Linked DNA regions of Homo sapiens: region 2 is linked to region 1. The links are chromatin contacts, found by Hi-C in ENCODE. All regions are on one chromosome and are shown on one strand. The core of a region is the stretch at or near the end of the contact, and the rest is flanking DNA. Distances in the headings are between cores, read along the strand shown.

The links. A loop is a pair of places that touch in the nucleus more often than their neighbours do. Pooled maps may share reads with other maps.
Region 2: a pooled map shows a loop between it and region 1 (25-fold over the local background). The contact joins the promoter of ZNF256 here to the promoter of ZNF649 in region 1. A Hi-C loop is called at or near these places in 6 of 50 pooled maps.

What each region holds. Positions count from the first base shown.
Region 1 is chr19:51,903,487-51,909,018 of GRCh38, forward strand. It overlaps ZNF649 (zinc finger protein 649), which reads right to left and starts at 1,531. Exons shown (of 5, transcript NM_023074.4): 1 at 1,428-1,531. RefSeq lists enhancers at 1-209, 1,300-1,844, 1,563-1,682, 2,173-2,797, 3,681-4,356 and 1 more.
Region 2 is chr19:57,944,461-57,950,237 of GRCh38, forward strand. It overlaps ZNF256 (zinc finger protein 256), which reads right to left and starts at 3,246. Exons shown (of 3, transcript NM_005773.3): 1 at 2,982-3,246. The coding sequence starts at 3,014. RefSeq lists enhancers at 2,655-2,734, 3,225-3,324, 3,395-3,484.

The DNA.
Region 1 (5,532 bases), core at 281-2,780:
GAAACAGGACAAAGATCGATTATACATTTCTTATAAATCGTAACAATCATAGCTAGGCGCGATGGCTCATGCCTATAATCCCAGCACTTTGGAAGGCCGAGGCGGGCAGATCACCTGAGGTCAGGAGTTCAAGACCAGCCTGGCCAACGTGGTGAAAGCCTGTCTCTACTAAAAATACAAAAATTAGCCGGGCGTGGTGGCGGGCGCCTGTAATCCCAGCCACTCGGGAGGCTGAGGCAGGACAGTCGCTAGAACCCAGGAGGCGGAGGTTGCAGTGAGCTGAGATCGCACCACTGCACTCCAGACTGGACAACAGAGCTAGATTCCGTCTGGGGGATAGGAGGAAACTTTGATCCCCAAATGCTCAAGGAGACTGATGCTTAAGCAAACTAAATATTGCCTGAGAACGACTCCATACTTCTATATTTGAGTCCTTGTGGATAAACTGCAACCTAGCTTAACAGACAAAATTGAAAACCGAACTTAATCGTATGCACCTGTAACAATAGCTGAGTGGTGGCCAGTCCCAGCGGCCATACTCATAGACTGCTGAATGTTCCAACTGCGTTCAAATAAGGCAAACGCCGAATGGTAACCAATCTCACTGTTTCTGGACCTCGCTTCCGATTCCTGTATGTCACTTTACCTTTTTTGTCTATAAATTTGTTCTGACCACGAGGCACCCCTGGAGTCTCTGTTAATCTGCTGTGATTCTGGGGGCTGCCCAATTCGCGAATCGTTCATTGCTCAAGGAAACTCCTGTAAATTTAATTCGGCTTCAATTTTTCTTTTATCACTGATTTGAGTAATAATAAAACTCCGGTCTCCCCGCACAGCCGGCTCTGCATGAATTGCTCTTTCTCCATTGCAATTTCCCTGTCTTAACAAGTCGGCTCTGTCTAGGCAGCCGGCAAGGGTGGGCGGTTATAGTTTCACAACTCAACCCCAGCCAGGGGCCTGGGCTTGTAAAATACCAGATTTTACAAGCCTCTGAGCCCCACATGCCTGGGCCTCCCCGAAACACTTAACACACATCCCCGATTCACCCCAAAACCTACACCACACACCCTCGTACGCTGCCCAGCACCCCGGCTTCATCACCGACTTTAAACTGCAGCATTTGGAGTGATAATAATGGCGTCGGTGATAAAGCCGGCGTGCTGGGCAGCGTCCCCCTAGAGTTCTCCATCCAGTGATCCAGAGGCCTACTAACAGAGTGACCCTCAGAGACCCCAAACTCTGACGCCGAGTCTCAGTCGCTGAACTCGACAGACCTTTAACGCCCGACCACAAGAACTCTCCCACGCCGGACCGCAAAGGCACCCCAACCCAAAGGCTCCACCGCCCAGGCCGCCAGCTCTCCCCACAGGCTCCTCAGAAGCTCCCTACCCCTTTAACCTACTCCACGGAGAGACCCAAACACTCACCTGATTTTCTTCTGGCTACACCTAAATTCCCTGAATGCTTCCTTTCCTGGCCCTTAAACCCCGGCACTGGCCTATGGCGGCGGACGAGGGCGCGAGTCAATTCTGCCGCGCTAGGACGATGGGACATGGGCTTCTCTTCGAGGAGGTAACATGTCCGCGCCCTGAGCCACGGCTCTCTGGGCGCGGCCATCTTGGTAGATCTGCCGTACAGAAGGGAAACAGTTGTTCTTGTGTCATTAAACCGGGATGACTCTCCTGAAAGCAAAAATTTGAGGCGCAGGAGCATTTTCTAGAGTTTATCTGAACAAACAGCAATTCATGAATTAGGAAGCATCAAACCAAAAGAAGTCTCGCGCTTCTATGCTTAAAGCATTAGACACAAGTATTCACAGGGTGAGTGAAGGAGTAAAACAAAGAAATTATTTGATTAGTTACAATTATAAAAATGCATTTTTTTAAATTTGCCTTGGAAAGTCCCTAATGACATAATAGCATGTGAGTTGCCTACTTTTGATCGGTTGAGATTGAGTTTTGTCCTTCCCTAACACAAGCATTTACCAGAAATGACTCAAGTGAATTGTTGCTTATGTTTGCAGGTTAAGCAAGGTTAAGGCTGTTTTTAAGGCCTACTGGGTTTTGTTTGCTCAGGAGTTTTTGAATTCTGGTCTGCATTTTAATTTTGCTTTGACACAGGAGACAGTGAAATGGCACTGATGTGTTCCCTCTCCTGACACCTCAACCCCTGCACTGTGAGGTTGGAGCACTAACAACAGTGCACTGTGGGGAAAAGAAAGAGAGATCAGACTGTTACTGTGTCTATGTAGAAAGAAGTAGACATAAGAGACTCCATTTTGTTCCGTACTAAGAAAAATTCTTCTGCCTTGAGATGCTGTTAATCTGTAACCCTACCCCCAACCCTGTTCTCACAGAGACGTGTGCTGTGTTGACTCAAGGTTTAATGGATTTAGGGCTATGCAGGATGTGCTTTGTTAAACAAATGCTTGAAGGCAGTATGCTTGTTAAAAGTCATCACCACTCTCTAATCTCAAGTACCCAGGGACACAATACACTGCGGAAGGCCACAGGGACCTCTGCCCCAGAAAGCCAGGTATTATCCAAGGTTTCTCCCCATGTGATAGTCTGAAATATGGCCTCGTGGGAAGGGAAAGACCTGACCATCCCTCAGCCCGACACCCGTAAAGGGTCTGTGCTGAGGAGGATTAGTATAAGAGGAAGGAAGGCCTCTTGCAGTTGAGACAAGAGGAAGGCATCTGTCTCCTGCTCGTCCCTGGGCAATGGAATGTCTCGGTATAAAACCCGATTGTATGTTCCATCTACTGAGATAGGAGAAAATCGCCTTAGGGCTGGAGGTGAGACAAGCTGGCGGCAATACTGCTCTTTAATGCACCGAGACGTTTATGTATGTGCATATCAAAGCACAGCACCTTCTTCTTAAGCTTGTTTATGACACAGAGACATTTGTTCACATGTTTTCCTGCTGACACTCTCCCCACTATTATCCTATTGTCCTGCCACATCCCCCTCTCCGAGATGGTAGAGATAATGATCAATAAATACTGAGGGACTCAGAGACCGGTGCCGGCGCGGGTCCTCTGTATGCTGAGCACCGGTCCCCTGGACCCACTTTTCTTTCTCTATACTTTGTCTCTGTATCTCTTCTTTTCTCAGTCTCTCGTCCCACCTGACGAGAAACACCCACAGATGTGGAGAGGCAGGCCACCCCTTCACTGCACAAACCACACAGATATTCAGAGGCTCAAATGCAACCAAGGCTGTTGCGGGAAGTCAGGGACCCCAAACGGAGGGACCGGCTGAAGCCATGGCAGAAAAACATGGATTGTGAAGATTTTATGGACATTTATTAGTTCCCCAAATTAATACTTTTGTAATTTCTTATGCCTGTCTTTACTGCAATCTGTAAACATAAATCGTAAAGATTTCATGGACACTTATCACTTCCCCAATCAATATCCTTGTGATTTCCTATGCCTGTCTTTGCTTTAATCTCTTAATCCTGTCAGCCGAGAAGGATGTATATCGTCTCAGGACCCTGTAATAATTGTGTTAACTACACAAATTGTACAGCATGTGTGTTTGAGCAATATGAAATGTGGGCACCCTGAAAAAAGAACAGGATAACAGCAATTGTTCAGGGAATAAGAGAGAGAACCTTTAACTCTGACCGCCGGTGAGCCGGGCGGAACAGAGCCATATTTGTCTTCTTTCAAAAGCAAATGGGAGAAATATCACTGAATTCCTTTTCTCAGCATGGAACGTCCCTGAGAAACAGAATGCGCACCTAGGGGTAGGTCTCTGAACTGGCCTCCCCCGGGCGTACCTGTCTCTTATGGTCGAGATTGCAGAGGTGAAATAAACTCCAGTCTCCCATAGCGCTCCCAGGCTTGTTAGGAAGAGGAAATTCCCGCCTAATAAACTTTGGTCAGACCGGTTGATCTCAAAACCCTGTCTCCTGATAAGATGTTATCAATGACAATGGTGCCCAAAACTTCATTAGCAATTTTAATTTCACTTCGGTCCTGTGGTCCTGTGATCTCGCCCTGCCTCCACTTGCCTTGTGATATTCTATTACCCTGTTAAGTACTTGATGTCTGTCACCCACACCTATTCGTATCCTCCCTCCCCTTTTGAAACTCCCTAATAAAAACTTGCTGGTTTTTGTGGCTTGTGGGGCATCACAGATCCTACCAATGTGTGATGTCTCCCCCGGAGGCCCAGCTTTAAAATTTCTCTCTTTTGTACTCTGTCCTTTTATTTCTCAAGCCAGTCGACGCTTAGGCAAATAGAAAAGAACCTACGTGATTATTGGGGCAGGTCCCCCGATACAAGGCCAGCACAGTGCCAAGTATGTCCACCTCAGTGAGCTGCGGAGAGGTGACTGCACCCTTTATTGACTGACTACTAGGAAACTGTCAAGAGGCAGCCCACTGAGCATGGCCATCTTAAAGGAATTTCAGGTGTCCCTACAACAGAGAATATGCCTTGAGAAAGGGGGAAAAAATAGGCCACTTAGCTTGGGTAGACAAGGCTCATGACAAGTCCCTGCATCTCAGCTACTGACTTTAAAAGTTGTTTGGGGAAAAGAAAGAGAGATCAGACTGTTACTGTGTCTATGTAGAAAGAAGTAGACATAAGAAACTCCATTTTGTTCTGTACTAAGAGAAATTCTTCTGCCTTGAGATGCTGTTAATCTGTAACCTGAGCCCCAACCCTGTGCCCACAGAGACGTGCTGTGTTGATGAAGGGGTGGGTTGCCCCTCCTCACCTGTGGGTGTTTCTCGTAAGGTGGAACAAGAGTCTTGGAAAAGAAAAGACACAGAGACAAAGTATAGGGAAAGAAATTAGAGGACCCGGGGAACCAGCGTTCAGCATATGGAGGATCCCGCCAGCCTCTGAGTTCCCTTAGTATTTATTGATCATTCATGGGTGTTTCTCCGAGAGGGGGATGTGGCAGGGTCACAAGACAATAGTGGGGAGAGGGTCAGCAGACAAACACGTGAACAAAGGTCTTTGCATCATAGACAAAGTAAAGAATCAAGTGCTGTGCTTTAGATATGCATACACATAAACATCTCAATGCCTTACAGAGCAGTATTGCTGCCCGCATGTCCCACCTCCAGCCCTAAGGCGGTTTTTCCCTATCTCAGTAGATGGAACGTACAATCGGGTTTTATACCAAGACATTCCATTGCCCAGGGACAGGCAGGAGGCAGATGCCTTCCTCTTGTCTCAACTGCAAGAGGCATGCCTTCCTCTTATACTAATCCTCCTCAGCACAGACCCTTTACGGGTGTCGGGCTGGGGGACGGTCAGGTCTTTTCCTTCCCACGAGGCCATATTTCAGACTATCACATGGGGAGAAACCTTGGACAATACCTGGCTTTCCTAGGCAGAGGTCCCTGCGGCCTTCCGCAGTGTTTGTGTCCCTGGGTACTTGAGATTAGGGAGTGGTGATGACTCTTAAGGAGCATGCTGCCTTCAAGCATCTGTTTAACAAAGCACATCTTGCACCGCCCTTAATCCATTTAACCCTGAGTTGACACAGCACATGTTTCCGAGAGCATGG
Region 2 (5,777 bases), core at 1,996-4,495, 6.0 Mb after region 1:
ACCATGACCACCACTACGTCCTATACCACAGGCAAATCCTGGCTTCCCCACATGCTACCTGAGTGAAAGAGTAGATAACCTGGGCCGGGTGCAGTGGCTCATGCCTGTAATCCCAGCACTTTGGGAGGCCGAGGTGGGCGGATCACGAGGTCAAGAGATGGAGACCATCCTGGCTAACAGGGTGAAACCCCATCTCTACTAAAAATACAAAAGATCAGCCAGGCGTGGTGGCACACGGCTGTAGTACCAGCTACTCAGGAGGCTGAGGCAGGAGAATCACTAGAACCCAGGAGGTGGAGAGGTGGAGGTTGCAATGAGCCGAGATCACGCCACTGCACTCCAGCGTGGTGACACAGCGAGACTGCGTCTCAAAGAACAAAAAAAAAGAGTGGATAACCAACAGCCAAATATAAGACACGTGACATTGGACAAATGAGATCAACAGTTTATTAATTTTTTTTTTTTTTTTGAGACGAAATCTTGCTCTGTCGCCCAGGCTGGAGTGCAGTGGGGCAAGCTCCACCTCCTGGGTTCATGCCATTCTCCTACCTTAGCCTCCCAAGTAGCTGGGACTACAGGCACCCGCCATCACGCCTGGCTAATTTTTTATATTTTTAGTAGAGAAGGGGTTTCACCGTGTTAGCCAGGATGGTCTTGATCTCCTGACCTTGTGAGCTGCCCGCCTCGGCCTCCCAAAGTGCTGGGATTACAGGCGTGAGCCACCACGCCTGGCTGAACAGCTTATTAATTAAAGACAAATACTCATAGCCTGTGAAAGAATACCACACTCCACACAGGGCCATACGGAGGTAGTACTCCAGAAAAGAGTAACAACCAGGTGCTGTAGAATGTAAGTTTTGTAGCATCAAGATGGAGAAGCTCCACTGGTCCCCAGAGGAGGGGACTGGCTTGTTTGAATAACTCAAAAAATTGATAGGGAACTGAAACCCACTACAAAGTAATAAGCAGGAACTGTTCTGGTTCCCTGGATAAGAATGGATAAGAAGGGTTCATTTGGCTAAGAGAGCTTATTCATGGGAGCAAAGTGGGAAGGGGAATTTGTTCTCAGGCCATCTAAGGCTGTATCGTTTTCATCAGATGTCAAGGCGACATATCATACTGGGCCTTAATTTCCGGCCTTATACCGCAACTTGGCAGGCAGCATCCAGAGTGTGGATATAAACAGGATCCAAAATCCCAGACTTCCCACAGCTTACACTAGTGGAAGCAGCCTCAAAAATTTCTTTGAAGGCCTCCCTGCCAGGCTGTATTCCTTGCCTCAGACATAGCCACACAGAACCACAGGTGAATCACAGATAACCATGGCCCTATTCCACTTCTGTGCTGCACTTACCATCCCCTTGAGAGTCATATATCCACCTAAAGCTCATTTAAATCCCAGCCTCACTGGTCGTTCATCTCACACACAATGACTCTCACAAATGACCACATGACACTAACTTAATCTTCCAGCCTGAATGAAACACCCAGGCCCCATCAAGTTATCACAAAATCCTGGATACCCATAAAGTGGTGAATAAGCACGAGTTTTGGCCTGAGTGTCCTATGCGTTTGCATCCATCTCATGTCCATTCTTCTCTTGGGAGCCGTGGCCACTGCCAAACTACACTGTCTTTTACATACCTTGCCTTCATGACCACTTACTCTATCATCATCCTCCCAGTCTTGGCCCACTAACAGCTTTACAACCAAAACCTGGAGCTTGCCCCGCCTAACTGTGACCCACAGCTCACTAACCTTGGTGCGCACAACAGCCACATCTTGAATATCTGCACCCTGAACCACTCCCTAGATTTCAAGACCGGCACGTTCATCTGCCCACTTAACGCCTCCATTTAGTAGGCTCTGAAAGATCTGACTCTTAGCATGGCATAAACAAACCTGATATCCCTAGTGAATATTACTCCTATTGCCAATTTGTTCATCTTAGTTGATGAAACTTCTTTCCCTACAGCTGCTAATACCAAAAACCCTGGAGTCTTCTCTGAACCCTCTGTTTCACTCCCTCACCACCTACATTATGTAATTTAGTTGTCCCTTTTGAAACCACACATCCGGAATCTAACCACATCTCCTAAATCACGATCCTGGGCCAGTAACCCTCACTTGGACTAGTCTACCCTGATTTTCCTTCCTCCTCCCTCAACCCCCCAGTTTGTGCCCCACTGTGCACACAGATGAAGCCTGTGAAGACCTTGGTAAATTACCTCTTTTTTCTGATTCAAACTTGCTATTACCTCCTGAAAACACACTCAACTTCTCAGGCAGCCACTGCAGTCCTGACGCCTATCCTCCTGTTCTTTGCTTCCCACCAGAAAGCAAGGAGACTTGTGGCTTCATAAATGCACCCAGCTCCGTACTGCACCTAAGCATTTGCACATCTTGTACCTTTCTGGAAAAACTTTCCACACCCGTTCACATGGCTGCCAGAAATTGGAACAACTCTATATACCGGCTAACATGGACATAGGACCCTGGGCTTGGGGTTCACCCAAGGTCTTCAGAACTAAGGGCTGGGGGAATGGCACTCCACAACCCAGAGAACCTGTGGGTGGGAGTTAGGGCTAGTGAGAGACTGGGAAACCCTCCCCTTCCTGGCGTAGATTTCATAACCCTTTACAGCCAAGGGAAACGTAGAAAGAGCCAGGCCTCAGAGAAGAGCATCTATGGCGGTATTAGATGGGCTCAAGCCACCCCGTAGCCCCATGCCTGGCCTTGGAGCCGGGTGCCCTCGCAATGGCTGTGTCACCTCTGTGCCCCAGGGCTCAGTGGCGCCTCTCATCAGGGGCTCCTTGCCAGTCGCGCCCTCCCTTCCCTAGCACACCAGGTGTTGGAAACGGGAGCCCCTCCGGCGAGCCCCCGTGTCCTGTCCTGGGCAGCAGGGCCGCGAGCAAGCGCCCTCGGGGGTGCTAGGACTAGCGTGGGGAGGGCGGGGAAGGCCCAGAGGACGCGGCACATACCTGGGCCGGGGCCGTCAGCTCGGCCGCCGCCATCTGACTCTGTGAGCGGAGCGGGGCCAGAGAGGATGTCCTTATTCCGGGCCGGGCCTGGGTACCCTGGGCGCCGCCGAGCCTCAGCCACGCCTCTGTGCAGCGGGGAAGACTCCTCTCGCGCCTTCTCAGTCAGTCACGGATGATGCTGACCCAGCGCTCCGGGGCTTTCTACCAAGTAATCAGTCCAGACAAATGCCAAAACGACCGCCACAAGGAGGACAACGGAAGTCCCGCCGCGACCGCGCGTGCGCTTACGGAAACACCACCTTTCGGAGGCCTCATTGGCTGAAGGTCGCCGTCGCCCAACGCAGGCCATTCTGGGTAATGTTCCCACAGGCGCACGGCGGGAGAGTGAGGGTCGCCTCCACCTCCTTCCGGAAGTAAAGGCCAAACCCCTGTAGGGGGCGCTGGGAAATGGACACTCCAGGTTGGGGCGGAGGCGAGGCTTCGTTCTTTCTTAAAGGAGACGTACCCAGGTTTCTACCGATTGCTGTCTGCCAGTGTTTGTTTGGAGACGTGTCATTTCATGTGTTCCCAGAGGCACATATCCAGATGCACATATTATTACATACAGTCAGTCAGTCACAAAATATATCCACTGGTTGAGAAAGCAAATAAATATGACTATGTTGCGGCCGGGCGCGGTGGCTCACGCCTGTAATTCCAGCACTTTGGGAGGTCGAGGCGGGCGGATCACGAGGTCAGGAGATCGAGACCATCCTGGCTAACTCAGCGAAACCCCGTCTCTAAAATACAAAAAATACCACAAAAAAAAAAAAAAAAAGAAAAATTAGCTGGGTGTGGTGGCGGGCGCCTGTAGTCCCCAGCTACTCCGGAGGCTGAGGCAGGAAAATAGCTTGAACCCGGGAGGCAGAGCTTGCAGTGAGCCGAGATCGCGCCACTGCACTCCAGCCTGGGGGAAAGAGCGAGCCACTGTCTCAAAAAAAAAAAAAAAAAAAAAAAAAAAAAAAGACTATGTTGCAATTCAAACGCATGCACTCAAGCACTGGAGTCAGTTTTCTCAGTCTCTGTATGTTTGATTAGGGACAAGAAAAAAAACACTCCACACAGGTTCATGACAAAGAGGATGAAGGTGGGATGCGGAGGCACCCTGCAGCAGCAGGACATAAGTAGATCCCTGTCTCTGGGTCCCTCTCGTGCCTGTGTAGTCAAACATTGTGTCCAATTCACTAAGCAACACTTGCATGAATCTAATCTCACTTTCTCCATGCCTTTATATTCACTTCTTTTTAATAATTTGACATCAAGCTCAGAAAGAGAACAACAAAAGGAATGGTATTTTGAAAAGGCATGATGGCTAGCTAGAGCATTAACAGGTGGAACAAAGGGTGCTCTGAATCCCAAATGTAGGGTGTATCTTAAATTCAAGATCTCTTCTCAACGCTGAAATGATTATCTTTGCCCCCATTAGTTACGCTCTTGTTGCCCAGGCTGGAGTGCAATGGTGCGATCTCGGCTCACCACAACCTCTGTCTCCCGGGTTCAAGCGATTCTCCTGCCTCAGCTTCCCAAGTAGCTGGAATTACAGGCGCCCGCCACCGTACCCGGCTAATCTTTTTTTTTTTTTTTTTTTTTTGTATTTGTATTTTTAGTAGAGACGGAGTTTCGCCATATTGGCCAGGCTGGTCTCGAACTCCTGACCTCAGGTGATCCACCCACCTCGGCCTCCCAAAGTGCTGGGATTACAGGCGTGAGCCACTGTGCCCGGCCCTTTGCCCCCATTATTATAGGGCTGTTCTGCATAAAAAATTGATACGATATCAGAAAAAGAATTGTAAAATACAAATTACAGAAAGCTACTAATAATGGGTGTCGCTTCGCCAGCCAGAAACCTCTGTGGTCGCGCCTCTGCTTGAGTTTTGCTCACACCCGCTGGGCTTGTTCCACCCACTCGGCCCAGCAGGCTGCACCTGGATCCCACACCTACCAAGGGCGAGCCAGGCGCGGAGCCGCAAGGGGTGTGTGAGCGAGCAAGTGAAGGGTCCAGCCAGTGCACACAGCCAGGCACGCTGGCTGCTGCGGCGGGGCGGGCAGCTCCAGGCGCTGGCACAGGCGCCGGCTCCTTGCAAGTCTGCGACTGGACCAGACATACTGCAGGCGGCTTCTGCTGCAGGCACCAGCATCTAGACGAGGGAAAAATGGTGGCGCCGGAAAGCTCGGAGACACCAAGAACAGCAGAACCCCAAAGAGGGTGTTGCAGCATGTCACAGCCCTGGCTCCGGAGTCTCGAGGCCTGGGCTCCCGGAAGAGCCACAGCTCTTCTCTCCTTCCCGTTGCTTGCAGCCTGGCAAGCGGGGAGGTGTGTTTTGGGTGGGGTGTGTTTTCAGCTTGTTTGTGATATAGCTCTTTCAGTCCCGCTGCCCTGCTCTGGCTCGCTGCTGCTTCCCATCGTGGGGGGCGGCCACCCAGTGCTGGCTGAGGGCAGGAGGGCTATAGTGTTACAGCTCTGGCTCGGGGAATCCCAAAGTCTGGGCCTCCAGAAGAGTCGCCATTTTTCACTCATGCAGCCCAGAAGCATGGCTACTCAGCCAGGAATGTGTTACAGCCCCTTTCTCTCCTGCTGTTCGTTAGGTCCCAAGTTCTTGTCCCCCAAGTTCTTATCCCACGTCCAGGAAGAATGAGGTTATGCAGACAACTGGAGGGTGAGCAAGGCAGAGAAGGGTTTTATTGGACAACCCAACAGCCCTCAGGAAACCTGAAGGGAGTAGCTCACACCTGCATACAGATAGTCTCCGATGTCTG